3 separate regions of the Homo sapiens genome follow, and all the other regions are linked to region 1. A link is an interaction called in ENCODE POLR2A ChIA-PET data of the cell type or tissue named here. Cell type or tissue: A673. All regions are shown on one strand. Links, peaks and the distances in the headings refer to the core of each region. The heading gives the core; the rest is flanking DNA.

Region 1 (9,342 bases), core at 2,942-7,941:
GTGGCTCACACCTATAATCATAGCATTCTGGGAGGCTGATGTGGGCAGATCACTTGAGCCCAGGAGTTCGAGACCAGCCTGGGCAACAAAATGAGGCGGCCCTTCTATAAAAAATAAATAAATTAGCTAGGCATGACGGCACATGCTGTGGTCCCAGCTTACACAGGAGGCTGACGCAGGAGGATCACTTGATCCTAGGACGTTGACGCTGCAGTGAGCTGCGTCCATGCCACCGCAGTCCAGCGTGTAACAGAGTGAGACCCTGTCTCAAAAAAAAAAGAAAGAAAGACAGAGAGAGAGGGAGGGAGGGAGAGAGAGAGAGAGAGAGAAAGAAAGAGAGAAAGAAAAGAAAGGAAGGAAGGAAAGAAAAGAAAGAAAGAGAAAGAAAGAACGAACGAACGAACAATGGGAAAAATTGACTGACAGACCTCTTTAGGGTCTGCGAGTTTCTCATAGTGGTTCACTTCACCCAGTGGTGCATATAAAGCACCCAAACCAGTTGGTCTTTTCCTTTCTTGTCTTTGAGGCTGGGCTGCTGGGTTCTAATAGGTGCAGCATCAGGCTTCCTTAGGATTATTTTCATTCCTAATTCAGGTTGAGCAGAGCCCAGGATCAGGGTCTCAGTATACTTGAAGTTTCTACCGGGGGACCTAGGTATCCTACTATGAAAACAGAATAAGAAAGTCTTGTAAACGCCTTCATTTGATTGATTGATTGATTGATTGATTGATTGATTGATTTATTGCCACATAGAAAGCAAGCTTAGGCATCTTCATGTGCACATGAGAAAAGCCCTGGAAGAGGCTGGGGGCGGTGGCTCACGCCTGTAATCCCAGTACTTTGGAAGGCTGAGGTGGGTGGATCACCTGAGGTCAGGAGTTCGAGACGAGCCTGGCCAAGATGGTGAAACCCTGTATCTACTAAAAATACAAAAATTAGCTGGGCATGGTGGCACATGCCTGTAGTCTCAGCTGTTTGGGGAGGCTGAGGCAGGAGAATGGCTTGGACCTGGGAGGCAGAAGTTGCAGTGAGCCGAGATCGCACCACTGCACTCCAGCCTGGGTGTCAGAAAGAGACTCCGTCTCCAAAAAAAGAAAAAGAAAAGCCCTGGAAGACAGGGCCCAGCATGGAGTTGAAAGACTGCCAGTTTACTCCTTCCTTTCAAATGATTACAAGGACAGTATCAGCTCATGTACGTTTTTGGCAGTTAGTACACCTGCCTGAGAGTGAGTCACTGGAGGATAGAGCAAATGAGGTTAGCGTTATCTACCTGCCCTTGGAGAGACAGGAAATCACACTTGGTATGACCTGTCTGTCACCTGGAGGTTTAGGTTTCCCCAGCTTTACCAAGATGAGTGGGTATCCTCTATCCCTGCCAACCCCCACCTTGTGCTGACCCTTCCTTGGCCTGTCTTGGTTTTTTCCTTTCTTCCTTAAACAAAGCTACTCCAAATAGGAACTAGGGTCCAAGGAAATAAAGACAGTATCCTAAAATGGATTTCTCAATTTCGGCACTATTGACATTTTTTGGGGGTGGGTGGGGAGGAAAGGGGCAGCCACTCACGCCACCACCTCTGCCTGCCACTATCAACATTTTGGACTGGATAATTCTTTGTTGTGAGAAGCTGTCCTGTGCATTGTAGGCTGTTTAGCAGCATTTCTGACCTAGTAACTTCCCAGTTGTACAACTAAAAATGTCTCCCTGGAAGGCAGAATTACCCTCTGTTGAGAACTATAGCCCTGGAAGAAATTGCCACCTATACATGGGAAACTTAGAATTCAGGTGGAATAGGTTACTAGTTAAATATTTATGTAACAAGCAGCCTTCTGATAATCTGATTATGACTGTGTGTAGTGGCAACAACCACTTCTAAGTCAGCTTTCCTTTAAGCCAGGCTCTGGATTCTTTATTTTTGCTGGCCTTAATCTGTGTCTGGCTTAACACCTCCTGGTCACTTTCCCTGGCTGGAATTTACGTACAGTTGTCAGTTGTTGATGCAGGTGTTTGGTTGATGATGCATTGCCAAAGAGAAGAGGAACTTCCTTTGTGGACATACTTCAGGGAGCTTCCTTGTTCTGTGCCTTTAAGGGGAGACTACAGTCTCTCAGTTGTTCTCCACAGCCAACCAAGAGTTTGGCTGCTGATATTTATAACCCTTATGTGACCACCCCCACCTCCCCACCCCACAAAGAATTCCAATGCTCTGTAATAATCCTCTCCACCCCCACCATAGCAACTGGATGTGGAGAAGGTGAAGGAGCCTTTAAGGCCTTTAAGTTTGCTTCATGTTGAACCTTTTCCAGCTCCCTTTTAAAATATTGCCAGTTGTATTTTAAATATCAGTGTCACAAGCAAAATCCCAGGCTTGCAGCCACTGCATCATCTTAAAGGAGCCTCATGCCCCAGTGAAGGTAGTAAAATTGAATGGAAGGTAGTAAAATCATCAAGAAAGGATTGATAGATTTTACAAAAATCTGTCTGGAAATTTGATAGCAAGGTGAGATTTTAAAGCAACAAACAGGCTAGGCGCAGTGGCTCATGCCTGTAATCCCAGCATTTTGGGAGGCTGAGGCAGGTGGATCACGCTGTCAGGAGATCGAGACCATTCTGGCCAACATGGTGAAACCCCATCTTAGCCGGGCATGGTGGCATGCGCCTGTAGTCCCAGCTACACAGGAGGCTGAGGCAGGAGAATCGCTTGAACCCAGGAGGTGGAGGTTGCAGTGAGCCGACATCGCGCCACTGCACTCCAACCTGGGTGACAGAGCGAGACTCCATCTCAAAAAAAAAAAAAAAAGCAACAAACAAATATATCTGTAACCAAAGAAAAGGACTGAGCAGTTGGATTTGAGTTTACTAAAATTCTTCACATACAGTATCAGTATGTAGCATTCACAACTAAGATTTATCATTTGTATAAGAAGGAAGAAATATATTTCCAGAAAAACTAGAATGTATCCTGTGCAGAACTTGTATGTATTGATCGTTTAGTAGTTGATTAGTAAACATGGTTAAGATAAGCACAGACTTGCAGAAAAGGACTGATCCTCACTGTGCCTAGAAATGAATGGTAAATGGTCTCAGCCTTAGGCTGGTTCTGGAGCTTCAGAAAAATATCCTGGGCACTTTCAAGCTCGCTAATAAGCTATGAGCTTCTAGGAAGTACGATGAGTTTCTTTGAAGGGCCGTTTATTGTTAGAGTTGCTGGTTTACTAGGAATAAAATGACTTCCACAGGGAGTTGTGTCAGGTCACTGCACCAAACCATCACTGTAAAGGGCTGTCTCCTGCTGAATGGATTCTTCACAAGTCTCAGCTGTCCCAGTTGGAAAAACCCAGCTATGGGTAGAATGTGCACCCTCCCTACTTTGCCACCACTAAGTGCTTTTCAACTACGAGTCTCTCTTATTGACTATAGAAGGTTAATGGAATACACTTACTCTCTAGGACGTCATAAACTATTTTTCTACCACCAGTCATGTCATTTGAAATATGGATCTTTGCTACACATGGTGATGGTTCATGGATGGAGGTTAAAAGGAAGTGATTCCATATTCCTTTTAACCCATCCTTACTGGGCAGTTGCTCTGTGCTAGTCCTTGTGGTGGGTACTGGAGTCTCAGATAGTCTCTAGTTAACAGTGTACAGATGTGCCTTGACTTACAGTGAAATTATGTCTGGAAAAACCCATCATAACTCGAAACTATTGTAAGTCAGAAATGCATTTAATGTACCTACTGACAGCCGGGTATGGTGGCTCATGCCTGTCATCTCAGCACTTTGGGAGGCCGAGGTGGGTGGATCACCTGAGGTCAGAAGTTCAAGACCAGCCTGGTCAACATGGTGAAACCCGGTCTCTACTAAATATACAAAAATTAGCCGGGCGTGGTGGCGAGCGCCTGTAATCCCAGCTACTCAGGAGGCTGAGGCAGGAGAATTGCTTGAACCCGGGAGGCAGAGGTTGCAGTGAGCTGAGATCATGCCATTGCGCTCCAGCCTGGGCAACGAGCGAAACTTCGTTCCAAAAAAAAAAAAAAGTAGCTACTGACCATCATAGCTCAGCTTAGCCTACCTTAAACATACTCAGACACTTACATTAGCCTACAGTTAGGCAAAATCATCTATCAGAAAGCCTATTTTATAATAAAGTGCTGACTCGCTCATGTAATTTATTGAATATTGTACTGAAATAGAGAAACTGAATGATTGGGTACTTGAAGTATGGTTTCTACTGAATGCATATCACTTTCACCATCATAAAGTTGAAAAATCTTCAGTTGAACCATTGTTAAGTCAGAGACCATCTATAGTAAGGGAAACAGATACAGAGAATTACAGTGGTACTGATGTAGTGGTAAATGCAGTAAGAAAGATCTGAGTCTAAATGATCTCTGAAAAAAACTCTAAATCAGACATTTAAAATCCTATTTTGCAGATAAGAAAACTTAAGACTTGAAGAGGTTAAAATAACTTGTTCGAGCCACATAGCAAGTAAATATTAGAGTTGGGATTGGGAAGGTCTGTTTGGCACCAAAGTTTATGCTACACCAGTGGTTGTCAACCAAGCATAGCTTTGCAGAGACTCCCACTCCCCGCCACTCCTTTTTTTTTTTTTTTTTTTAAACAGTTTCACTCCCATCACCCAGGCTAGAGTGCAGTGGCACAATCATGGCTCACTGCAGCCTCGACCTCCCAGTCTCAAGTGATCCTCCTGCCTCAGCCCCACAAGTAGCTGGAATTACAGGTGCATGCTGCCATTCCTGGCTAATTTTTGTATTTTTTGTAGAGATAGAGTTTCACCATGTTGCCAAGGCCGGCCTTGAACTCCTGAGCTCAAATGATCTGCCTACCTCAGCCTCTCAGAGTGCTGGTATTACAGGAATGAGCCACAGTGCCTGGCCCAGAGACATTTTTTATTGTTATGACTGGAAAAGCTGCTACTGGCATCTAGTAAGTGCTGCGAAACAACCTACAATACACAGGATGACGGCCCCTTACAATGAAAGAATTATTCAGCTTACTTCTAGAAAGCTAGGGAATTTGATTTTTGCCATCTTCAGATCCCATGACAAGTAAGAGTTAACTGATTAAATAGTTCCACTCGCTGGGGGTGCTTCTGTGGTTTTCCTCTCCTTTTAAGAAAATTAGTTAAGAAATAGTGTTGCTTCCGGGAGTGACTTACACAGATAGAGTCAGGATCTTGGGGAACTAATCTGAGTCAGCGACTGAAGAATTTTCTCTATGCCTGACCAGTCCCCACCCCACACTGCCACAAGGCTCCTGCTGTGGAAATCAATCAGCTGTGTATCTCAGGCTGCTTCCTGTAGGGTGTGTTATGGAATGGCATCAGCCCTTGCACCAGCTGGGAGTACTGATCTCAGTGTGATTTTATCAGACTATGTTTCTTTTGAGCCTTACTGTTTGGAACAAAGGACCCTCTGTTAAGAATGCAGAGAGCTGGTGTGATTGGATAGCTAGCATATACATACATGGTTCCTATGGGAAAAAAACAGACATAAATTATGCTATAGCCCTCTAAAATTTTCATCTCCAAAATGATTTCCTGACCTTCTGTCTGTATTCACAGTTCTTTCTGTAAGTGCTTATCCTTCCCCCAAAGCAATTCGAAGGCCATCTGATCTGATAAATGGTTGTATCCTTCAGAACTAGCCTATTTCTGTGTCTCCAGTCTTGGATGTATTTGATCCCCACTATCTTTCCAGTGTTATTTCCTATATAGACCATACACTACATCCAGTTACCCCAGACACTCCTTATACATTTTAGGTATTTGATTTCTGAAGTCATAGCTCAAGTCCACTTCTTTATAAAGCTTTTTTTTTTTTTTTTTTTTTGAGATGGATTCTGGCTCTGTCACCCAGGCTGGAGTGCAGTGGTGCGATCTCGGCTCACTGCAATTTCTGACTCCCAGGTTCAAGCGATTCTCTTGCCTCAGCCTCCCAAGTATCTGGGATTACAGGCACGCACCATCTTGCCTGGCTAATTTTTTTGTATTTTTAGTAGAGACAGGGTTTCGCCACGTTGGCCAGGCTGGTCTCGAACTCCTGACCTCAGGTGATCCACCCACCTCGGCCTCCCAAAGTGCTGGGATTATAGGCGTGAGCCACCATGCCCGGCCTTATAAAGGCTTTTGATCTCCCCAGCTCACTACTCCTGATCTCTTAATCATTTACAATGTATAACTCACTTGGCTTTTATCACATACCACCTAATTTTGACATTTTCTGATTATATCCATTTGTCCTATCCCCTCAGTTAATTCACTTTTGTGTCCCTTAATGTAGTTAGCATATTGGTATATACACAGTTGGAGATGAGACAATATTTGACTGACTGGATGAACATTCTTTATTTCTCATAAGCCATGTGAGCTCTAGGATTCAAAATGCTATCTACTCTGCAAGACTTGAGGTATATATCCTTGTGTGTCCTGAAGAAATTCTAATCTTAGCCTGATTTCCTCAGTTCTCCATCTTTCTTCTGGGCTTCCTTCCTTCTCTGCTAGTTAGTATATGTTAAGGGAACACAATCTTTTTTCAGTATAAGAGGGCAAAACTAAGAAAGAAATGTGCTACTTCTTATGCACAGAGTCATTGCTACTTACTCAATTAGTTGACAGTTTGGTGTAGTGAAAAAAACTGAATACAAGTTCTAGTCAGAAGTATCCAGGTTTGAATCCTGGCTCTATCATTTACTAGCTGAGTGACCTTCAGGGAAATTACTTAACCTCTCTGAATCTTACTTACTTTAACTGTAAAATACAAATATTGGTAAATCATACCTTTAGGATTTTTATGAAAATTAAATGAAGTGATATATCTAAAAGTATTAGGCTTATATTTGGTGCTCAGCTCACTAGATGATAATATGCTTTTTTTTAAAAAGAAGCTTATCTAGACATATAAATTAGAATATTGTGAAATCTTTTTTTTTTTCATTTTTTGTTTGTTTGTTTGTTTGTTTTTGAGACAGGGTCTCACTTTGTCAATCAAGCCTGAAGTGCAGTGGCATGATCATGGCTCACTGCAGCCTCAACCTCCTAGGCTCAAGCGATCCTCCTGCCTCAGCCCCTACAAGTAGCTGGGATTACAGGCATGCACCACCACACCCAGCTAATTTTTGTATCTTTTGTAGAGATGGGGTTTTACCACGTTGCCCAGGCTAGTCTTGAACTCCTGAGCTCAAGTGATCCGCCCACCTCAGCCTCCCAAAATGCTGGGGTTATAAACATGAGCCATTGTATCAAGCCTGTGAAATCTTTTTAATAAGAACAGTTACCCCTCTTTGTGCCTAGGGATCATCATTCTCCAGAAGACTTGATCTAAGGCCCAGCACCAGATTATTTTCTTCTTGAAAATTGGAAAAATGGAAATTATGAGGATAAAGTAAAATTAGTTTGATAACAATGAAACAAGTGGATGGATAGAGAGCCTTCCTGAGCAGTTTTTGTGGGAACAATAGGGCTTATTTCTAGCCCTAGAGTGGGAATAATAGGCAAGTTTAGGTCATGATTCAACACAGCTTAAAATATATTTTATGTACACATACATATACATACATATTTATTTATTCATTAATTCATTTATGCATTTCTATCAGAATCCTACAACCAGCAGGTTTTTCTGAGACCATTTTGGCCTTGGCTTGTATGCTCTACAAATTCATATTATTTTCAAATCATTAACCAGAATTAACCAGAAGACATTACCAGCTCAGTGACTTCCCCAGCCACTCAGTTGCCCATTAGATCAGCTCTAATGATCTCAGGGATTTTGGCCTAATTAGCTTTTATCATAGACCATGTTATCTTCCTCTGTTACCGTACAATGGCAACTACTAAGTCAGCATCTTTAGGAAAGACATCTCTTAATATTAATCAATCTTTAATTAAAACATTGAGGGCTGAGCCAAAAAATATCGGCAGAGTTTCAGAAGCAAGCAGCTTAAAATACAGATATAATTCATCTGTCTGCCAATCTCATACCAGATTGAGATGTTTTACAGAAAGTCTTTAATTCTTTACAGTTTCAGCAAATATGTGTTTTTAATGTTTTTAACATTTGGTCATGTGTATATATGAGTCAAGGAAAGAAGATAATTCAAAGAAATTATATGTGCCTTAGATTTTCTCCATCTTGAATTAATTGTATTTATCAAGTGAACCATTTAATATCTCTGTCATCTTGCAATTCATTCCCAAAGGATAAGCTCTGGTTTTGGTCTAATTCTTTAAATTCATACCTAAGCTGTTTGTTTCTTTGTCATCAATGATAAGAATTTTCCTTAGTAACGAAATGAAAGAGATGGTTTTTAGAAATCTCTTCTCTCTGTATTATTTATTCTGCCTTCTTTTCTAATATTGAGGAGCAGGGGCTGGACGCAGTGGCTCACGCCCGTAATCCCAGCACTTTGGGAGGCCAAGGCAGGCAGATCACTTGAGGTCAGGAGTTCAAAACTAGCCTGGCCAACATGGTAAAACCCCGTCTCTACTAAAAATACAAAAATTAGCCAGGCTTGGTGGTGGGTGCCTATAATTCCAGCTACATAGGAGGCTGAGGCAGGAGAATCGCTTGAACCTGGGAGGTAGAGGTTGCAGTGAGCCAAGATCGCACCATTGCACTCCACCTGGGTGACAGAGTGAGACTGTGTCTCAAAAAAGAGGGGGTGATTCAACCCAGAGACCTCTTTCATGGAAATAACCAAGCAATTTTGTGATGATCATGCCACTCTGGAACTGGAAAGACTACTCTCAGTTAGTCCCAGGGGGAGGCCCACATCATCACTTTCTCAGGGAAACCTACCCTGAGCTTCCAGGCCAGGTTGAGGCCCATGACCCATGTTCTCATAGCACGGTGTGCTTTCCTTAGTGCCTGGGATAGTTTAGAGCACATAGTAGATACCAATAAATATTTGGTGAATGGATGAAAAGAAGAGAATCAACGATATAACCTTGTGAAATTAGTTGCCTCAAGAGGAGAGGAAGAGGAATCCAAGGAGACAAAGAAGGACTGGCTAGAAAGATAGCACCAGGGTACCACAGTGTCATGGAAGTCAAAAGAACACAGTCTCAAGAAGAAGGGAGGATCCATACTTATTTCTCACCACTGCTTATCCTTAACCCCCTCTAATCTGATCCAACACCCATCACTGTGCTGAAACTGCTCTCTTAGATATTCATTGGCTTCCTAGTTGCCAAGTCTAGTGGCCTTGTCTGCCTCACTATTCCCCTCTTTCATTGTACAGCATTTAATATCAGATCTTCTTTCTTGAAAGTTAATTTACTTTCTGGACATTGTGCTCTTCCGTTCTCTTCTCTGGCTG
Region 2 (10,650 bases), core at 2,577-7,576, 110 kb before region 1:
CCCATCTGTATGGAAAACTAACCGGGAATGATGGCGCGCACCGGTGGTCCCAGCTACTTGGGAGGCTGAGGTGGGAGGATCACTTGAGCTTGGGAGGCAGAGGTTGCAAGTGAGCCAAGATCGCACCACTGCGCTCCAGCCTGGGCAACAGAGCAATACCCCATCTCAAAAATAAAACATTAAACAAAAAAATGTACAACTAAATTATTTTGACTATAGTCATCCTGTTGTTCTATCAGATGCTAGGTATTATTCATTCTTTATTTTTTTGTACCCATGAATCATCCCCACCTCCCTCTGATCCCGTAATACTCTTCCCAGCCTGTTTTGATTTATACATCCCACAGCTAAGTGAGAACATGCATTGTTTGTCTTTCTGTGCCTAGCATATTTCACTTAACATAATAACCTCTAGTTCCATCCATATTGTTGCAAATGACAGGTTCTCATTCTTTTTTATGGTTGAATAGTACTCCATTGTGTTTAAGTACCACATTTTCTTTCTCCATTCATCTGTGATGGACACTTAGGTTGCTTCCAAATTCTGGCTATTGTGAATAGTGGTGCAACAAATGTGGGAATGCAGATCTCTTTGATACACTGATTTCCTTTCTTTTGAGTATATACCCAGCAGTGGGATTGCTGGATCATACAGTAGCTCTATTGTTAGTGATTTGAGGAACCTCCAAACTGTTCTCCATAGTGGTTGTACTAATTTACATTCCCACCAACAGCATACGAGGCTTCCGTTTTCTCCATATCCTCACCAGCATTTGTATATTGCCTGTCTTTTGGATAAAAGCCATTTTAACTGGGGTGAGATGATATCACATTGTAGTTTTGAGTTGCATTTCTCTGATAATTAGTGACGTTGAGCACCTTTTCACGTGCCTGTTTGCCATTTGTATGTCTTCTTTTGAGAAATATCTATTCAAATCTTTTACTCATTTTTAATTAGATTATTAGTTTTTTTCCAGTAGAGTTGTTTGAGCTCCTTATATATTCCAGTTATTAATCCCTTGTCAGATAAGTAGTTTGCAAACATTTTCTCCCATTCTGTGGGTTGTCCTTTTTTTTTTTTTTTTTTTTTTTTTTTTTTTTGAGACAGAGTCTTGTTCTGTCTCCCAGGCTGGAGTGCAATGGCGCAATCTCGGCTCACTGCAACCTTTGGATTCTAAGCAATTCTCATGCCTCAGCCTCCCAAGTAGCTGGGACTACAGGCACGCGCCACCATGCCCAGCTAATTTTGTATTTTTAGTAGAGATGGGGTTCACCACATTGGCCAGGCTGGTCTCGAACTCCTGACCTCAGGTGATCCACCCGTCTCGGCCTCCCAAAGTGCTGGGATTACAGGCGTGAGCCACCACACCTGGCCTGTCCCTTTCCTTTGTTGATTCACTGTGCAGAAGCTTGTTAACTTGATGTAATCCCATTTGTTCATTTTAGCTTTGGTTGCCTATGTTGGTGTGGTATTATTCAAGAAACTTTTTCCTAGACTAGTGTCTTGGAAAGTATTTCTGGTGTTTTCTTGTAGTAGTTTCATAGTTTAAGGTGTTTATCCATTTTGATTTGATTTTTGTGTATGATGACAAGGGACAGGGATCAAGTTTCATTCTTCTACATACAGATATCCAGTTTTCCCAGCACCATTAATTGAAGAGACTGTCCTTACCCCAGTGTATGTTCTTGGCACATTTGTTGAAAATGAGTTCATTGTAGGTGTATGGATTTGTTTCTGGGTTCTCTATTCTGTTCCATTGGTCTATGTGTCCATTTCTAGGCTAGTACTATGCTATTTGGTTACTATAGCTCTGCAGTATAATTTGAAGTCAGGTAATGTGATTCCTCCAGTTTTGTTCTTTTTGCTCAGGATAGCTTTGGTTATTTTGGGTCTTTTGTGGTTCCATATAAATTTTAGAATTTTTTTTTTATTTCTGTGAAGAATGTCTTGTATTTTTTATAGGGTAAATCTGTTTTTTTTTTTTTTTTATTCTCTCATTGACAGAGGAGTTTATTCTTCGTTTTTCATTGTTGATGTAACTTTTTTTTTTTTTTTTTTTGAGATGGAGTTTCACTCTTGTTGCCCAAACTGGAGTGCAATGGCACGATCTCGGCTCACTGCAACCTCTGCCTCCCGTGTTCAAGCGATTCTCCTGTCTCAGCCTCCCTAGTAGCTGAGATTACAGGCGTGCGCCACCACGCCCAGCTAATTTTTTGTATTTTTTTTTTTAGTAGAAATGGGGTTTCACCATGTTAGCCAGGCTGGTCTTGAACTCCTGACCTCAGGTGATCCGCCCACCTTGGCCTCCCAAAGTGCTGGGATTACAGGAGTGAGCCATTATGCCCAGTCTCAACTTTTTTTTTTGAGACAGAGTCTCACTCCGTCACCCAGGCTGGAGTGCAGTGGCGTGATCTCCAGTCACTGCAACCTCTGACTCCTGGGTTCAAGCCAAGCAATTCTCCTGCCTCAGCCTCTCAAGTAGCTGGGATTACAGGCGCCCACCACCATGCCTGGCTGATTTTTGTATTTTTAGTAGAGATGGGGTTTCACCATGTTGGCCAGGCTGGTCTCGAACTCCTGACCTCAGGTGATCCACCTGCCTCAGCCCCCCAAAGTGCTGGGATTACAGGCGTGAGCCACTGCGCCTGGCAATCGTAACTCTTAAGTTTAAGCAAGGCTACTGTATTCCGCAGTTCCAAGGGGCACTATTTACATGTGTTCAATGATAGTGGTTCAAATTTGATATTGCCCTTATCTTTCTAACCCTTTTGTTTTATATTAAATTCTTCCTATGTCTGCATAATATATTCCCCATGTAACAATAAATAAAAATATCCCAAAGTAACCTGTTTTAAAATTATCTTCCATTGGCCAGTAGTTGATGTCATGAAATGAAGCTAAATATTTTCAGATACTTCTTTGTTATATCAGTTATGATTGTGAAATGAAAAGACTCCATAAAGAGAAATGCCTAAACTGTAAAGTTAAGCATTTTAAGCCTGTGAAGTTCCCTTTCCCTTTTGGTTGATTACTCCAGGAATGTATACTAATAATGCAGCAGCAAAAGGCTGCTCTGTTGTATAATTGGTGGGCTCTGTTCTCCTGCTTCTTAGCGGTGATGATGGCGTAATTTTTGTGTAAGAGGCTGTAGATTGAAGGAGATGGCCTGGATGTCCTTTTGCTCAGTCCTCTACCCCTTGGTTCCTTGTCCTAACATTGGTTCTGACCATTTTCCTACCAAGCCAGCAGTAAATTATGTCATATATATATTTTTTCTTTTTCAGATGAAACTGGAGCGAGCAGAGTGGGGCAATGACCTGCCTAGTGTGGAGTTGCAGCTAGAAACACAGCAGCACATCCATACGAGTGTAGAAGAGCTGGGCTCAAGTGTCAAGGAGGCCAGGTTGTATGAGGTGCGTAGCCTTCAGAATCCACATTACAGGAGGGACGTGGTTGGAACGGATGAAAGGACAGTACACACAATAAAGCTGTATTGAAGGAGGAGGGTGCTCTGGAAAAGAATAATGATGATGAAGAGCGGTTTATGACAAATTCCCTTTTCACATGAAGTGTATCTGTTAATCTTTGAAATAAACTTGTGAGAAAAGTATTTTTATTAACCCCTTTTTACTAAAATGAAAAGTGATACTGGAAGCTGAGGTCAGAATTAGTAAGTAGTGGATGCAGCATCCAAACTCAGGCCCTCTGCCTCTATAAATTCAGGCACTTTTTACTTCCCCATCTGCCTGCAGTTGAGCGCTGGTTTAGAGAAACTATTCACACAGTTTCCTCTCTCCTTCAGTCACTGTTCTATCTTCCCAGTTTATATTTCAACTCTTCCCTTCAAAAAAGCAGTTGAGTGGGAATCAGGCATTGGTTTTGCTTAGAAGCCTACCAGAATTGCTGGAAACACAGGATAGTGAGGTCTGTTGTTTGTAATTACCCTGCTCAACTGTTGCTCACTTAGTGCTGCTCCAAGTTATAAAATATGACTCAGAAATTTGTTGTCTAAGCTTCTGTTTTCTTAGAGCAACCAATCCATATCTCTATCTAGACATAATATTTGCATAGTTGCAACCATAACACGTAGTTTACTTACTCTTTCTCTAATGTATTTTTATTTCATTCTTTTTTAATCAGGGAAAGATGTCCCAGAATTTCCATACCAGCTATGCTGAAACTCTTGGAAAGCTGGAGACACAGTATTGTAAATTGAAGGTGAGTTTCTGCCGATTCTCTTACATTCTGCTCATAGAGTCTGGTTCCCCCCAATCAACTCTCTTCCGTAATTCAGAAATCTCCTGGTTTGGCCCTGTTTTGGTTTTCTGCTTATTAGGTTATATCATTTACTATGCACTTATTCATATCTATTATAACATTTTCCCAATTTTCTAAATGGGTCAGAAACTACTGTTCTTGAACGTTTTAAATAAATAGAACCTATCCTAGGTATTGTGCTTCAACAAACGTGTGGCTATATGTGCTTTGAGACACCAAAACTAAAAGTTTGAGATTTGTAGAGAGGGGACTTTCCCTCTGATCTGTTGTTTTTCATCCCTGTTTATCAAGATTGTCCAGAGTAGGACAGCCCAGGACCATTCTTTATCCAAGGAGCACCACAAAGGCCTTATGAATTCTGTTTTCTACTTAGGATTGAAAAGAGTTCTGGGAGTCTTATATCAAACTTGTACAAAACTTGAATCCATGGGGAAAAATCCAGAGATTAAGAGCAAATTAATTTCCTGAGTTATTCTCTCCTTTGATGTCAAATGTGCTATCTTCTACAGATACAAAGGCTGCCAGTCTAATCTTATAATCCTTGCTTTGTCTAGGAAACTTCTAGCTTCCGGATGAGGCACCTTCAGAGCCTGCATAAATTTGTTTCCAGAGCTACAGCTGAGTTGATCTGGTTGAATGAGAAGGAGGAGGAGGAACTAGCATATGACTGGAGTGACAACAATTCCAATATCTCAGCCAAGAGAAATTACTTCTCTGTGAGTCTAGCACAGTAGCAGGCCTGTCATACTTATTTAACAGCAGCAGAAGGAGACAGGGCCTAGTCTGCTGAAAGCTTGGGTGGCTGGAGTTGCACTCTGCTAGATAGAAATAGGGGCCCTACTCAATGCATCCATGCATGTGAGAAGTGTAAATGGAGAGAGGGACAGTAGAACCCTAGAGTTAATTTATCTAGAATGCATTTAGAAAGGCAGTGTCTTGGGTGAATAGAGCAGCAACCTGTAAATTGAGTCATTTCAGAAGCAATACAGCATTGTGGTTAAGATTATAGGCTTTGGAGTGCCTAAGTTCAAATTCTTATTCTTCTACTAACTAGCTCTATAACCTTGGGAAGTCATTTAATCTCTCTGGACCTCCATAAAATGAGATAATAGCACCACTTCAAAGCTACCCCCTCCCCTAATAGCACGTATTCCCCAACGGTTGCATAAAAGATTAAGATTTAATAAGCTAATCTAGACAAAGCATTTAGTCTAGTATTGTTCAACTGGGATATACTCTGGACTTTCCACAAATTTCTGAATTCTCCTTAATTCATTTATTAACTTTTTTGTTTCAATCTCTTCGTTTGTAAAAATGGGAAGGGAAATTTAACATTGGACAATAGGACACTGCTTTTTATTCTTTTCAATGAAAGATGTAGACAAGTTAGGATTAGTTTTTGCTACTTTTAGTATTTTCACACTCAGAAGATTTTTAAAGATTTTGTAAACTATGCAAATAGGGAGTTTCTTGTTTTTGTTTTTAACATGCACTTTAGACAGTTTAATTCTATTGATTTAGGGTTCTTAAAAAATATAGGCTTCTTCTGATTGGAGAATGGCATATGATTCTACTGAATTAAAGAAGGAAGATTGGATACTATAATACAATAAACAGGCTGTGTGAGAACTGAAATTAGGCTATAACAGAGATATAAAGAAAGTGCTCTGAAAGCATAGTAAGGATCAGTATCCAGCTTCACAGAAGAGCTATTTAAATTGAGTCCTGCAGTTAATAGAATTTAGAGTCAGTGGAGGACATTGTAGGCTGAATAGTCTAAGCAAAGCCAACCAGTCATTGATACCCATGTCCTGGTGTGTCATGTACTGGTGTGGGTACTGACGTGCAGGAACTGTCCACTCCAGCCAAGTTATCTCTTGTCTCTGGTCCAATGCTTATTCTGTGTTCCCCCATTTTACTCACATCTGGGTCAGGTCCCATGTCCTTTGTGAATCATTTTCCAATAATTCCAGTGTTTGTGCCCTTCTCTGCAATCCTCTGGCATGCACTGTTTATACATCTCATTTTGCCACCAATTCTATATTGTAGGTTCCTTTAAAATAGGGAACACAGCTTTTATTTATGCTATCCGCTCCCCACTGCCAAGAGTGCTTATGCTGTAAAATTGAATTCCATTTTCAGGAGTTGACAATGGAACTGGAGGAGAAACAGGATGTGTTTCGTTCTCTACAAGATACAGCAGAACTACTTTCACTTGAGAACCACCCAGCCAAGCAGACAGTGGAGGTGTGTGACTTGAGAATGTGTGAAGGTCAAATGCTGAGAGGTTGTTGTTATAAAAGTATTCAAATTAGAGACTTTGTTCCACTGAAAGACTTGGAGGAAGTGTCAGGGAACATTTGTCTTGGGTCTTCTCTCTTTTCATTCCTGACTGTTCCTATGTCCCTCAAAAGCCTGCAAACATTTTTGTTAGTCTAAGGAAACTACTAAGAGAAACAATAGAAGGGGCATTGGCTCACAGCTTTCAGAGGAAAAGTGACTTGGACCATATTTCTTCAAATAACTATCCAGACAGATCCTGACTTGACTCTTGTTGGTGTGGTGCCTTTGCCAAAAGAAGAGAAACAGTGGAAGAATTCCAGAGGAATTTATTTATGCCTGGGTTTTGCTGCCTAGATCATTTACTTACAACTGAGTGTGGAAGAGACCTTTTCTATGTAACCCCCTCTAACAAAACCATTTTGGATTAAAGGAACACCTCTTACTCGTGGGAAGCATTGAGCAGATGCCAGTCAAGTATCTCCACATCTTTTCTGTTGGCTTCTCTATCATTAGCAGAGTTGTACTTGGAAAATAGTATTGCGCATATATATTGAGTCTGTTAAACTCAAGCCCTTCTGTCTGTGTGCTTGTTTATTGCAGGCTTACAGTGCTGCTGTCCAGTCCCAGTTGCAGTGGATGAAGCAGCTGTGCCTGTGTGTTGAGCAGCATGTGAAAGAGAATACTGCTTATTTTCAGGTGTGATGGATTTCTGTGTTTGTGTGTGTGTGTACATATGTATGTTAAAGGTGAGGTTACAAACACATCTGCGTTAGTGTGCTTTTGTTGTATAAACCACCACCTTAAAATTTAGTTGCTTAAAACAATAGTCATTTAGATAGCTCATGATTCAGTAGGTGAGCAGTTTGGGCAGGGCTCAGCTAAGTGGTTCATCTTATCTTGCCTGTCTTACTCATGGCTGCAGACAGGCTGGGGGCTGGTTGGTCCCAAATGGCATTGCTCATGTCTGAGAGTTGGCTAGGTGCTGAAGCACCAACCCATGTGTCTCTAGCATCCAGCAGCTTTCTTCACAAAGTGGCTGTGTTTCATAAGCAGCAAGAGAGAGCGAGTCCTAGAGCACAAGTCCTTTTTTTCTGCTTGTGTCACATTTATTAATGTGCCTTTGGTTAAAGCCAGACATGTGGCTGTGCCTGGCTTCAAGGTGAGGAGAAATAGACTCCACCTCTTGATGGGAGTAGCTGTAAAATATTATGACCTTTTTTTTCTTTTTTCAATCTGTCAGAACATGAAAGAGTGTACTGCTGGCCGGGCACCATGGCTCACACCTGTAGTCTTAGCACTTTGGGAGGCTGAGGCAGGCAGATCACCTGAGGTCAGGAGTTCAAGACCAGCCTGGCCAACATGGTGAAACCCCTTCTCTATTAAAAATACAAAAATTAGCTGGGTGTGGTAGCACACACCTGTAGTCCCAGCTACTTGGGAAGCTGAGGCAGGAGAATTACTTGAACCTGGGAGGCAGAGGTTGCAGTGAGCCAAGATCACACCACTGCACTCCAGCCTGGGCAACAGAGCAAGTGTCTAAATAAAAAGAAAGAAAGAAAGAAAGAAAGGAAGGAAGGAAGGAAGGAAAAGAAAGAAAGAAAGAAAGGAAGGAAGGAAAAGAAAGAAAGGAAGGAAGGAAGGAAGGAAGGAAGGAAGGAAAAGAAAGAAAGAGAGAAAGAATGTACTTCTTATTTTCAGGTGAGGTGGGAGGAGAAAATAAGCTGTTACCTCTGTTTTTGCCCTAGATTTTTTTTTGAGACAGAGTCTCACTCTGTCGCCCAGGCTGGAGTGCAGTGGCACGATCTCTGCTCACTGCAAACTCCGCCTCCCAGGTTCATGCCATTCTCCTGCCTCAGCCTCTCGAATAGCTGGGACTACAGGCGCCCACCACCACGCCCGGCTAATTTTTTTGTATTTTTTTAGTAGAGACGGGGTTTCACCATGTTAGCCAAGAAGGTCTCGATCTCCTGACCTCGTGATCTGCCCGCCTTGGCCTCCGAAAGTGCTGGGATTACAGGCGTGAGCCACCGCGCCTGGCCTTTTGCCCCTAAATTAAATAGTTTCCGTGATTATTTCATAGTATGAATTGAAACATTTGATCACTCAGCCTTAGGTTTTTCATGAAATACACCCCACAGCCAAATGCTGTACCTAGCCAGAAGTCAAGAGGAAAGAGCAGTGATTTCTGAGGGGGTGAAACAGGCTAACTTTTCGGTAGGGTAGGGTTTGGGGTAGTCAGCACTAATATTTTGCTGCATGGCTTTTTAAGCCCTTCGGTTTATGTTTCAGTGGTCCTTGTAATAAACTGTCACTAATGCAGTAGGGTGTAATCAGCTTTGCTAAGCTCTGCACAGTAAAATTGTTCTTTCTTAGTTAATATTCCGGTGTTCTAATGTTTTGAGCAGAAGGCATCCTTACTTTGTATTCCCATAGTTCTTCAGTGATGCACGAGAGCTGGAGTCATTCTTGAGGAACCTCCAAGATTCCATTAAACGAAAATATTCCTGTGACCACAACACCAGCTTATCCCGCCTTGAAGACCTGCTCCAGGACTCCATGGTGGGTGTTGCCTCAGTGGGGATGATTACTTCTGAGAAAGAGAGTAAACCATATCAGCTGCTGCTGTTTATATCCTTGAAAGCTCCAGGGCAATGGGCCATTGTTGTAATAAAGTTTGGCTTACATTCAAATAGAGTTTAATCGATGTTGTTCTGTCTCTTTCCTTTTTTTCCTTTTCTTTTCTTAAATAAGTTGCTAATAAGATTTCTTTGGGTATGTTATTGAAGTAAAGGCCTAGTCTTCTCCTCTGAGCCACTTTGAGCTCATTGTACTTTCTTTGCATTTTTCTTATTTTAATGTAATAGTTGGAGCCAAGGATGAGGTGTTGAGCATGAAGAAAAGGTTGAAGGGGATTAGTTGATATCAAATTCTTTTTTACTCTCTTATGCAAAAAAAAAACCAACAACAACAACAAAGAAATACACCTGAGTCAAAATTTTCCTCCTTGGTAGTTTTCTTTTGGATGATAATTAAAATTGATTTTAATTCAAAGAAACATTAAAATCTTATTTAGATGTAATATTTGTGCAGTTATTTATGAAGCAATATTAATTTTTAAGAAATAGTTTTACATTTAGTATTTAGTTCAAATCAATTTTATATTCTTTTTCTCCAATGAATTATTTCTTCAGGAGTGCTGGTAATTAAATTAGCAGAAAGACTACTTATATTTAGTGAATGTATATTACACAGAGTTGGCAAGACAAGGCTCAAGCTACATCTCAAATTAAAATAGAAATGTATATGCAATAGGGAACTTACTTTTCCTTTGTGAGAAGTAAGGGGAATCTCGCATTTCAATAGAAAAGTCTGAATAAGAGAACTAGAATAACCCAAAACAGTTCATTTTTTTTGTCGGTAAAATTTGAGCATTTGTGAATTTAAGTTTTTTTATTTTTATTTTTTTACACTTTCAGGTATTGTAAACCTATGAGTGGTTTTACATTCACCTGGGCAAATAATCTGTTAATTTAATTAATTTGGAATGAAGGATGAAAACCTGACTTTTCAGATGTTGTCTCTAAAATGTCTCTCTCAGAGGTACTGCAAGTATGAAGGAGGAATATAATCATTGGCTATTATCTCCTCCCTCCCACAGAGTACCTTCTGTCATAGGGTAACTCCTCTGCAGTGGTTGTCATATCTTCTCTTCTCGAGGGTCGCTGCTCTGTTCCCTCCTCTCCAGGTCAGGGTCATCGGGTTGGCGGCGTCATCGGGGCATGGAGTCACCTGGGTCTGCTCCTCAGCTTGTCCGTCAGGTTCGGGAGCATCTGTCCTGGCTTCTGGTTCTTTTCAGAACTTTTACCACGCTGAGCACTTGGTCTCTGGAGCTTGAGCTGTTTGGCTGTGGGTTAGACAGAAATTGACATCTTATTGCAAGGAAACTGAAATGGGTAGACCAGCTCTCAAGTATGGAAATGTGGCTGTCTCCCTGATATATTCCATTCCTCTTTCTTAACTAATAAGTTAAAGTTGTATTTCTTCCAATCATGCTCCCGGGGACAGGCACAGGTAGTTTATTTAAGCAT
Region 3 (10,650 bases), core at 548-5,547, 67 kb after region 1:
CCAACACGGGAGGATCACTGGAGCCCAGGAGTTCGAGACCAGCCTGGGCAACATAGTATGATTCTGTCTGTCCCCCCCGCCAAAAAAAAAAAAAAAATTAGCCAGGTGTGGTGGCAAGTGCTTGTAGCCCCAGCTACTCAGGAGACTGAGGTGGAAGGATCACTTGAGCATGGGAGATCAAAGGTGTGGTAAGCTGTGATCATGCCACTACACTCCAGCCTGGGCAACAGAGCAAGACTTGTCTTAAAAAATAAAAACAAATGTTTAAAAGGGGAGTAAAATGTAATGTTTAAAATGGTGTATACCCATCATGCTTTCTGCCTTGTTAAGAACTACCACATTGAAACTGCCAAATTTATTAGTGCCATCTAGAAACCCTAACATCTGTTGATAACAGATCTTGGTAAGGGAGAGGTGCTGGGACAGGTCTTAGGAGTGGCCCTGGAACACACCAGGACTGACTTCCAGGGAATCTTGGGCTCCTAGGGTGAAATTTAAAGCAGTTCATAATTTGCTTTATTAATAATTTGATTTTGATGCAAGCATATTAGCACTTTTCTCTGAAGGAGTTTTGAAGCAGGAATAAAGAATGTGTTGTATAGTCACTTGGGAATTTTCTTTCATGCCTTTTCTCAGTGTCTCAATTAGTTCACTTAGTAAGAAGAACATATACTAATTTGGAACAGACAATAAATGTATATGTCAAAAGCCTGAAATGCCTAAAAAGTAAATAATGAGCTGTGCGTGGTGGCTCACGCCTGTAATCCCAGCACTTTGGGAGGCTGAGGCAGGCGGATCACCTGAGGTCGGGAGTTCAAGGCCAGCCTGACCAACATGAAGAAACCCCATCTCTACTAAAAAAATACAAAAAATTAGCTGGGCCTGGTGGTGCGTGCCTATAATCCCAGCCACTTGGGGGGCTGAGGTAGGAGAATTGTTTGAACCAGGAGGCGGAGGTTGTGGTGGAGCCGAGATCGCACCATTGCCCTCCAGCCTGGGCAACAAGAGCGAAACTCCATCTCAAAAAAAAAAAAAAATGTAAATAATGAATAGCCTCCCTGTTAATGTATAAAAATCTTTGTTTCTCTGAATAGGAAGTTTTGCTCTACCCTTTACACTTTCCTTTTTGTTCACACCCAATAGGTTACAAGACAAGTGGCTCAGTGCAAATGTGCAAAAAGGTTTCAGGTGGAGCAGATCGGAGAGAATAAATACCGGGTAAGGAAGAGAAAAAGCAGTCCTTTGTTGTGGTGGTTTCTCATATGTGGCTGATCCCACCTTTTCCTCCTGATGCTTAGAGGCCCAGAGCCCATCGGACTTGAGATGTGGTCACTCTCTGACCTCATCTCTATAGATGCCAAGTGTCAGGTACCCTGTTACATCTGAAAACTAGTCCCATATCTACCTAGATAGTAGTAGTTTGTATTTAAGTTTTAAGATAGGAGATATTTCAGAGCTGTCACTTCACATCTGACAAAGTTCCTAGGGGGATGAAGGTACCTTTGGAAACAATTATATCTATTGACTGACCACTTGCCCACAAAGAGATGGTCATTGTGAGCCTGAGTGGCTCCCAGGCTAGAGAGGCCTGGGGAAACTGTGTTGAAGCCCCAACAGACACTGTGCCTGCTCTGAGCTGGGCTACAAATGGGGCCCAGGAGCACTGAGGAGACATCAGGCTCAGTGGTCTTCCCTGGAAAGCCATGCTAGGTGTGGCCATAACTGACAGTGAACTATACTTGTGTTTTAGCTTCTTTTGGGACCAGGGTCAGGGACATAGAAGGATCTGAAACAGGTCTCCTAAAATATATCAACAGCTCGTCAAGATTCTCTAAAGTCCTAAGAAAAATCTATGATTGGCAAAGAGGATTTAGATTGCACTAAGAAACACAGGAAGGTCCATGTTTCATTAGTATATCCAAAATGTCCTCAAAGTACACCAAATCTACCCCATGCTGCAGTCTCCTGAGGAGTGCTGGGTGAATCTGCTTTGAATATAACCTAGGGCATTTAGTTAATAAAGCTCCATATAATCTTATGCCTGCTTGTTGGATTTTGTTTTCTTGTTTTTTGTTTTTAATTATCTATGAGAGAAATGAATTAACAAGAACAACATAGCATGGAGAGTTAGTTCATAGTTTATAAAACCACATCCCTGGCCGGGCGTGGTGGCTCACACCTGTAATTCCAGAATTTTGGAAGGTAGAGAGGCGAGCGAGCGGATCACTTGAGGTCAGGAATTCGAGACCAACCTGGCCAACATGGTGAAACACCCTCTCTACTAATAACACAAAAATTAGCTGGGCTTGGTAGCGCATGCCTGTAATCCCAACTACTAGGGAGGCTGAGGCAGGAGAATTGCTTGAACGCCGGGGTCGGAGGTTGCAGTGAGCCATGATCGCGCCACTGCACTCCAGCCTGGGCAACAGAGCGAGACTCTCAAAAAAAAAAAAAAAAATTAAAACCACATCCCTGTGGCAGGAGCTTGGTAAGAATATGTTCAGTGTGTGTCACTTTGCCAGAAAAATGTAATGATATGATTTTCATTCTTTAGTGTTAATTTGACAAAATGTTCTCTTTTTTTTTCCCCTCCTTTCCTCCATCCTTTACTCTTTACTGTCTATAGTTCTTCCTCGGCAATCAGGTACAGTGTGCCTTGCAATGTTCTCCTTCTCAATGGATATGGTCTGTGTAGCTAATGCTGCCTGTTCTTCGCTATGGGGAGAGGATGTAATCTGAAGCATGCCTGGGTCGCACCTGGTTGTCTTACCAAGTGGAGAAACTGTTGATGGGGCCAGCATTGCAAAGCTATCTTAGCAGCAAAAGAATATAAGTATAATTTTTTATAAAGGAGATGAAATGGAGGAAAGTGAAGCTATGGTATCAGTCCATTACACTTCTAAGAAGAGCCTGGTTTTGTACTTCTGTGTTAGAAGTCAGATTACCAAATAGCACAGTTCTTATTTATATTAGAATCTTTTGACAGTTAATAAATTTTGTAATGTATGGTAAGTCAATTCCTGAAGAACTTCAGTACTATTTAAATATCTTTTTAATATTTGTAGTTACTTATATTGTATGTTATAATTACAAGGTATCTGAGAAGTGTAGTGTGGAGATCGTAATTGGCCGTGGCCTGAAGTATGCTGATTATGGCCAGCCAGCCAAGATTTAATGGGACCAAATTAGACTTGCAAAAAAGATTGGATGCTTTGACTCCACTTGGTAACTCTAACCTTTCAGATCTTTTTGAGTGCTGTGGGGTCCTGTGTCCTCCAATGTGGAAGGAAGTTGCATGAGTAAAATCTGTCTCTCTGATATGAAATTATAAACACTAGTTGTTGATTTCAGGCCCTCAAACATCCCAGGCCTTGCAAGTCACTATAGAAATGTTCTAGGCAAGTGGGAAGAACAGGGGATAAGAGAAAAAAACTAAAGATGAGAACAAACTGGCTTTAAAAAAACATCATTGCTTGAGAGTGTCCAATATGCCTATTTGCTAATGACTGTGTGTGAATGCTAGGGTGCCTTTGAAGAGTCCTGACACCCTCTTCTACTGCTCCATTGATCAGGAGAGGGTCAGATGACTTCTAATGTTGAGAACGGAATTATGAAGTTCATTTTATACACAGGCAACTGAGGCCTCAAAGATCACATGCCTACTCTCACACAGCTAGTGTCAGCCACTGCAAGAACCCAAGTCTCTGTAAGAGGTTTTCCTTTTAAAAGGTGGAAACAACAGTTACTGACCCTTAGGACTCTTATTTGTTCTTTGCCTCACTGACAACCTTGTCCTACCAGGTGTGCACAGGTCTCCATTTTTAGAGCTGCCATAATCCCTCCTACCACTTGTGACTCTGGCCTCAACTTCCCCAGCTACACTGGCTGCTGGCTTGGTCAAACCTCCTTTCCCCCATAGCTTAGCAGAAACAAGTTAGAATCTTTCAAAGAGAGCTTTAGTGTGAAATTAAGGTTGGGGGGGACATGAAATATATGGAGTGATAAATTATAGTACACAGTATTCCAAGAATAAAGTACTCTTGTGGTTCCTTCCTGATTCACCCTGGGGTACACACAGGTGCATACTCCCTGCCTCTCACCCATCCAGAGAAAACCCTTTGCAGTGACTCAGGTCCAAGAGCACTGCTCTTGGGTGGAATCCTCCATATCTCTCAGAACCTCCCACAGGGCTTCTCATTTTCACTTGTGGGGCCCAGCTTCTGAGAGGGGGCTCTCACAGAGCCTGGGGGGCAGCTTCCTTCCCAGGACAGGACGTGTATTCTCTTTCAAGTCTGGGTTCAGTGCTGCTGCTACCACACAGTGCTTTTGCTGCAGTCACTTTGTATAAACATGTTTAAATTGTATCAGATGAAAGGTGTGGGACTTCTTTTATTTTCAAAGTAAAGGGCTGGGAGGGAGGATACAGTATTTTTCAATTGCCTTGCCTGTGCAAATACTGCATTTGAGTCAGAGCAGCTAAGGAATATGGAGAATTACCACAAGTATATTAATTTTGAGGGAGGATGGCTATATGACCTCAGATATCCTTTCTTGCATTTTCAATTTTTCTGCCTTGTTTTAAAGTTACAGTTGTCCTTTATAACTTTGAAAATCCTGGCCGGGCGTGGTGGCTTATGCCTGTAATCCCAGCACTTTGGGAGGCCGAGACGGGCAGATCACGAGGTCAGGAGATCGAGACTAACCTGGCTAACACGGTGAAACACCGTCTCTACTAAAAATACAAAAAATTAGCCGGCCTGGTGGCGGGCGCCTGTAGTCCCAGCTACTCGGAAGGCTGAGGCAGGAGAATGGCATGAACCCAGGAGGCGGAGCTTGCAATGAGCCAAGATCGCGCCACTGCACTCCAGCCTAGGCGACAGAACGAGACTCCATCTCAAAAAAAAGAAAAAGAAAAAGAAAATCCTACCAACTCCATACCCGAGGAACCCTTGAATTGAATGATTTTAGGAATTCCATTTCTCCTACCAGATGTTTGTTTGTTTTGGAAACTCTGCATACTTCTCTTTTGTTGCTCCTTACTTCATTTTGGAAAGAGGGTAATTTATGCCATGAGAAACTCCAGATGTTTAGAGCTGGGAAGTAGGAATGTTTGGGCAAGAAAAAAGGGAAAACATAAATAATCAGAAATATGCTTGTTTTAGCATCTAAAATGATTATTGGATACTGTTCATAATCATCATGGGAGCTACAATTTTTAATTGCTTCAACTCAATTTTAGTATAAATATGACCTAATCATTTGTTCAGCTGAAGAAACTTTTCTGCTGGTGACACTGCAATTAGCAAATACTTCGGGTTAATTCCTGAAAACCTGATGCAGAAAATCAGATTTTCTTCTAAGCTTGTAATGATGCTTTGCAAAGGTTTCCTTAAGGCTTGAAATAGTATTCACTATTTTCCATTTAGCTTTAAAGCATACTGTATTCAGAAGTTGATATCCACAATCTTTCTTTTAGGAAAACAAATTAGCATGCCAAGAATATGAATTTTTAATTGAGCAGAATCTCTTTTAAAAAAATAAAGTGACCTAACACTTTGTCTGTTTTCCTACCTCTCCTTTTGGTGCAGAGGCAGTGGTGTGACCATTAAAAGTGATTTTTATCCCAATAGAAAGTATATTGGCCCGGCGCAGTGTCTCATGCCTGTATTCCCAGCCCTTTGGGAGGCCAAGACTGGCGGATCACGAGGTCAGGAGTTCAAGACAGCCTGGCAAACATGTTGAAACCCCGTCTCTACTAACAATACAAAAATTAGCTGGGCGTGATGGCACACGCCTAATAAACCCAGCTACTCGGGAGGCTGAGGCAGGAGAATTGCTTGAACCTGGGAGGCAGAGGTTACAGTAAGCTGAGATCACACTGTTGTACTCCAGCCTGGGCAACAAGAGTGAAACTCTGTCTCACAAAGAAAAAAGTATATCAAGACACCAGTCTTTAGCTTGATATTTCTGCTTTTCTATTTTTAAAATCCTTTTGTGAAATATATAAAAATGCAAAATTGTGAGAGTTAACAATTCTTCTGTAGCTATCAAATTGTCATTCCTGTCTGAATACAGTCTGCTTTGGGAGAAAAACATAGATCTGCTTTAAGACATATATATTAATTAAGTTTCCTTTGATTCTACAGTTTGGGGATTCTCAGCAGTTGCGGCTGGTCCGTATTCTGCGCAGCACCGTGATGGTTCGCGTTGGTGGAGGATGGATGGCCTTGGATGAATTTTTAGTGAAAAATGATCCCTGCCGAGGTAAGGAACCATTCTAAGCATGAATTACGTGTTAGGTATGCCCCCAGCAGTGATCTTTTATGCTTACAGGAAGCATTGATGGTGGGGTCTGTCTGTTTTTTATTTTGTTAAGCTGCCCAGGTGTCATCCCACTAGCACAGATTAGAACTCAGGGGTGCCAGCATAGGCCAGGGAGAAAAAGCTGAAGAGGTTGATGCTATTTGGGGAGGTAGGTCTAGAGGAATGCAGTAATGAGAATTAAGAGTGTATTGGTGTTACTCGAATGTTTGTTTGGGGTATTAAATTAACACTATCCTAGAAAGGAGCCCAGTGAAGCCCTTTAGGTTCCCTCTTAGTGCCTCAGATCCCTTTGCCTGTAATTCCTGTGGCTGATACTCAGGGAGAGTGTTAGGCCCTTCTCATACAGGGAAGAACTGGTGAGCCCCCTGGACCAGGAGGAAGGATAAAGACACCTACATGTGAGCCCATTCACTTCTAAGACAGGTGGCCACCTAAGCAAGACCATGGGGTGTCTTTCTGCTAAATGTGAAAAGGCTGGCCCACCAGCCCAGAAGCATAAGGAGACTGTCAATTTAATATGAGCATGAGTGGTGGCATCTGCAGCTAGGGGGTGTGTGGGGACTGCAACAGGGAAGAGATGACCGGTTCCAATTGCTAAATCCTCTTCAGCTATGTCCTTGCCTTTTTCCTGTTAGCAGAGCTGCATGTGGGTGCACAGGAGGCTCCCCCACTGTCTGCCAATTTGTCTTTCTTGACTAGTTTCTGCGTTTCCTGCCCTGTCTGTTTCTTTCTGTTTACGTATTTTTTATTCTAGTTCACCATCCTGGGAGTAAAATAAAGCGCTCTGATTCCAGCTCTTCGATTTCCAGTCAGTCTCCCATAGGTTGGCTTTTAAGCTTTGTCCCTCTTCCTCACACCCTAGCCCATTGAGAATGGCTTTGCTTCTTAAACTGTAACATCTCTTGGTTCTGTGTATCTGCTGCATTCATGAATGCTTGAAATGGCCAAACCATAGCTTTTCTAACTACTCAAGTTGATGGTGCATAAAATACTGTTGAGACAGTGTCCATGGAATTTGTTTTGAGTTTCTATTTAACAAATACTTATATAGTTTTATGTGCCACACACTATTACAAGTACTTTACAAGTAACACATTTATGCCTCATATGAAGTGTAGATGCTCTTATCTCTGTTTTACAGAATAGGAAATTGAGGCATAGAAAACGTAAATAATTTGCCCAAAGACAAACAACTAGTAAATGGCAGAGATGAGATTCAAATTCAGGGCAATCTGGGTCTGGAGTATGTGCCCCTAGTCAGCATGTTATATCTTTCAGAGGCTGACACACCTTTGTGTATGTTTATTATTGGATCACCTGCATAATTATTAAGGTTTATTTATAAACCTAGCAGAAATGTTTGCTGTACAGTACATAACTTCTTTGGAAATGATTTATAGTCATATTCTGAAGCATTTAGTGAGGACAGAGCTAAAGATAGCAGTTTTCACATGAATTCAGATATGCCCCTAAGTAGTTCCTCTTATTTTAACTCATTCTGTGTTTACTACAGTAAACCAGAGTAAAAATTCAGCAGTAATAATTTTCATTAGAGGTTCCTTTTTTAAAAAAATTGGGGCCAGGTACAGTGGAATCCCAGTACATTGGGAGCCCAAGGCAGGAGGATTGTTGAAGCTCAGAAGTTCAAGACCATCTTTAGCAACATAGTGAAACCCCATCTCCACAAAAAAAAATTTAAAAATTAGCTAAGCATGGTGGTACACACCTGTGTAGTCCTAACTACTCTGGAGGCTGAGGTGGGAGTATTGCTTGAGCCCAGGAGTTCAAAGCTACAGTGAGCCATGATCATGCCACTGCACTCCAGCCTGGGCAACAAGGCAAGACTCTTGTCTACAAAAAAGTAATTTTGAAAACACTTAAAAACTTGAAAGTATTTAGTTTTAGAATTTAAAAGCTGTCTTTTATTGCTTTAATGAGAAACAATATATGCCATTTTAACTTTAACTCAGTAAAACAACTTTATTCCTTTCCAAATCTATGAATAAGGTCCTATTTTTCCTGTCATGTATGATCAGACTAAATAAAAGAGATATTGCATGTGGCATTTTGGAATCCTTGATTGCCTGTTTATTTGCTGCCTGCTCTATTTATGATAACATCATGCTGCTGGCCAAGGAGAACACTGCTTGCTTTGTCCTTATCTTAGTATCTAAAATTTGGAACCCCAAGGAAATTGGGGAGGGCCATCTAGAAGCTATTTTCTATGAAAGCTAGTAACCTTTTTTAGCATCCCTTGGAACAAGCAAGGTAAGACTTTCCTGTGTCTCTCCAGGAGTGCTCTCCTGGAACTCAGTAATCATCTCAATCCATTGACTGTGGAGAGAACTCTCCAGAAGTTTTAAATTTCGTAACTCTGTCAGTGATGGGCAGGATGAGCTATTTTTAATCAAATAAAAAATGGTGCTAGGCGATGAACACCTAAGGACTAGGATGGATTATAATAAGTTAGAAGGGTATGAAGGATGAGAAGAGAACAAAGTTACTTGAAACTATATTGGAAGTTCTATAAGGATTAATGTGGCTTCTGGAAACAGTGCTTATGGTAGGTTTTGTACTCATTTATGTTGCATATTTCCTTGGGTCTCTGGAATGTAGAGAATGCTATACTGAGGACAGTACAAGATGTGTGACAAGGTTCTTAACACCAGTGTGCACTATCATTTCTTACCTCCTTTTACACAGCTATTTTAAAAGGTAGAAGATATCTCAAACTGCATGTAGCTTTTAGTCATGTGTAAAAAAATGAAAATATTTTACTAGCTAGATTTGCCAGTCTCCTGGTACTGCCAAAATCAGATATTTCAGTTTCTGAATGTATCCGTGGCACAGGAAATCATGATGTTTTGGATAGAGAGAAAAAAAGTGCTCCTGCCTAAATAATGGGTATACTTGTACCTAAGGTACTGTGTATGTTTTTGATCATTAGACATATTAGCTCCCCCAGATAAGTGAACATCTAGGAAATTTCATTTATGAAGATTTAAAAGACACATTTTGAAATAGAACTCATTTTTTTTTTCAGATTGTTATACAGATAAAATTTACCATCCTAACCATTTTTAAGTACAGGACTAAGTATATTTGTGTCATACTACCGTCACCACCGTCCATCCACAGAACTCTCTTCATCTTGTAAAACTGAAACTCTATACCCATTAAACAATAGCTTAGAACTGAATTTTAACATGCCCGCATCAGCCAGTTTCAGGTGGCCAGCATAACTCCCTTAGCAAAGACAGCCTCTTTGGTGGTCAATGAACTGAACTTGAGGTGGCTGCCGTCATGTCTGGTTCTGTAGGTTCAATGGTAGATCTTTTCTCCAGTGAAAAGAATGGTGAGGGGGAAAATCCTATCACAGTAGTCAACCAAGTACTAGGAATCTTCTCTTTTTTTTAACTTTAGGACTATAATACCCAATTTTGGGAAATATTTGAATCAATGTAAATATTAAGAGTACCTTTACTACTAAATTCAAGTGCTAGTACATAAATTTTGCTTAATCAGAATTTGGTGTTTCCTTCTAGTTCGAGAAAAATGTTTACTTTTTACTTGTGGGATTGCTCCAGAAATCAATTTTCACAGCTTCCAACTGTTTATTGTTTGTTGTCGCCTCCTCCCATCCCAGCCTTTTCTATTATCAAAGTAAAAGTATTAATTGCCCCCTTAACACCTTTTTTAATTCTTAAAATTGGCCGCTTTAAGTTTATTTCTGAAGAAAGAGCTTTCATTTCTTCCAAGTGATATGTATATAAAATGTTCCTTACCAAGAATCGTTTCATTGCCTTGCATCTTCAAATATTTTCTTTTAAAATGCAAATATCCATGGGAGTTGTAGCATATTAAGCTAATATTAGCTAGGCATGGCTTGGGATAAATTAATTATTCATTGGTCTCTTGACCGAGATGAGAGCACCAGAAATGTGGGAATTTTACTATTGTGAGCTTAAGAGCATAAGGACCAAGAAGATGGAAATTACAGAGAGAGGAAGGAAAATAAAAGGGAGAAGACAAGCCTCTAAAGCCCCAATTAAAGTAAGCCATTATTTTTCACTTGAGTTTAGACCTTCTTAATGAGGCCTCATGGAAGCGTGCAGGAGCTAGCTAACCACTGTTTACAGTCTCAGATTGCCTTAATGCCTATGTTGCGTGTCTTTGGCATGGCTGTAGTAACCTGGAAGGATGACGTTAGAGAATTGTTCACACGTCTTTGCATCTCTGGCCAGTGAAATACTATCCCAAGAGGTGACCATTGGCTGGAGATTTCCTTATGAAAACAGAGACTGTCTCATTATGTTTATTTGTTTC

What was found. ChIA-PET counts read pairs that join two places held together with the same protein. Peaks named below come from ENCODE experiments on the same cell type or tissue, not always from the same donor. Only the 100,000 strongest peaks of a DNase experiment are listed, where the experiment ranks them.
Region 2: POLR2A ChIA-PET joins it to region 1 with 6 read pairs; 2 of 35 experiments call an interaction of 5 or more read pairs at or near these places.
Region 3: POLR2A ChIA-PET joins it to region 1 with 6 read pairs; 4 of 35 experiments call an interaction of 5 or more read pairs at or near these places.

Annotation. Positions count from the first base shown.
Region 1 is chr1:39,393,538-39,402,879 of GRCh38, forward strand. All of the region lies in intron 58 of MACF1 (microtubule actin crosslinking factor 1), which reads left to right. Among named protein-coding and RNA genes, the nearest start is that of BMP8A, 93 kb to the right of the region's middle. In A673, for the core only: no CTCF peak of the experiment used is centred there; a DNase peak (open chromatin) is centred at 5,264; H3K4me3 peaks cover 305 bases; H3K27ac peaks cover 4,183 bases.
Region 2 is chr1:39,288,625-39,299,274 of GRCh38, forward strand. It overlaps MACF1 (microtubule actin crosslinking factor 1), which reads left to right. Exons shown (of 101, transcript NM_001394062.1): 16 at 3,286-3,414; 17 at 4,142-4,219; 18 at 4,834-4,995; 19 at 6,422-6,526; 20 at 7,163-7,258; 21 at 8,996-9,121. Among named protein-coding and RNA genes, the nearest start is that of MACF1, 89 kb to the left of the region's middle. RefSeq lists a silencer at 10,271-10,427. In A673, for the core only: no CTCF peak of the experiment used is centred there; a DNase peak (open chromatin) is centred at 4,887; H3K4me3 peaks cover 655 bases; H3K27ac peaks cover 3,233 bases.
Region 3 is chr1:39,462,469-39,473,118 of GRCh38, forward strand. It overlaps MACF1 (microtubule actin crosslinking factor 1), which reads left to right. Exons shown (of 101, transcript NM_001394062.1): 94 at 1,144-1,218; 95 at 2,627-2,644; 96 at 6,147-6,264; 97 at 7,079-7,147. Among named protein-coding and RNA genes, the nearest start is that of BMP8A, 24 kb to the right of the region's middle. RefSeq lists a silencer at 5,646-5,786. In A673, for the core only: no CTCF peak of the experiment used is centred there; no DNase peak of the experiment used is centred there.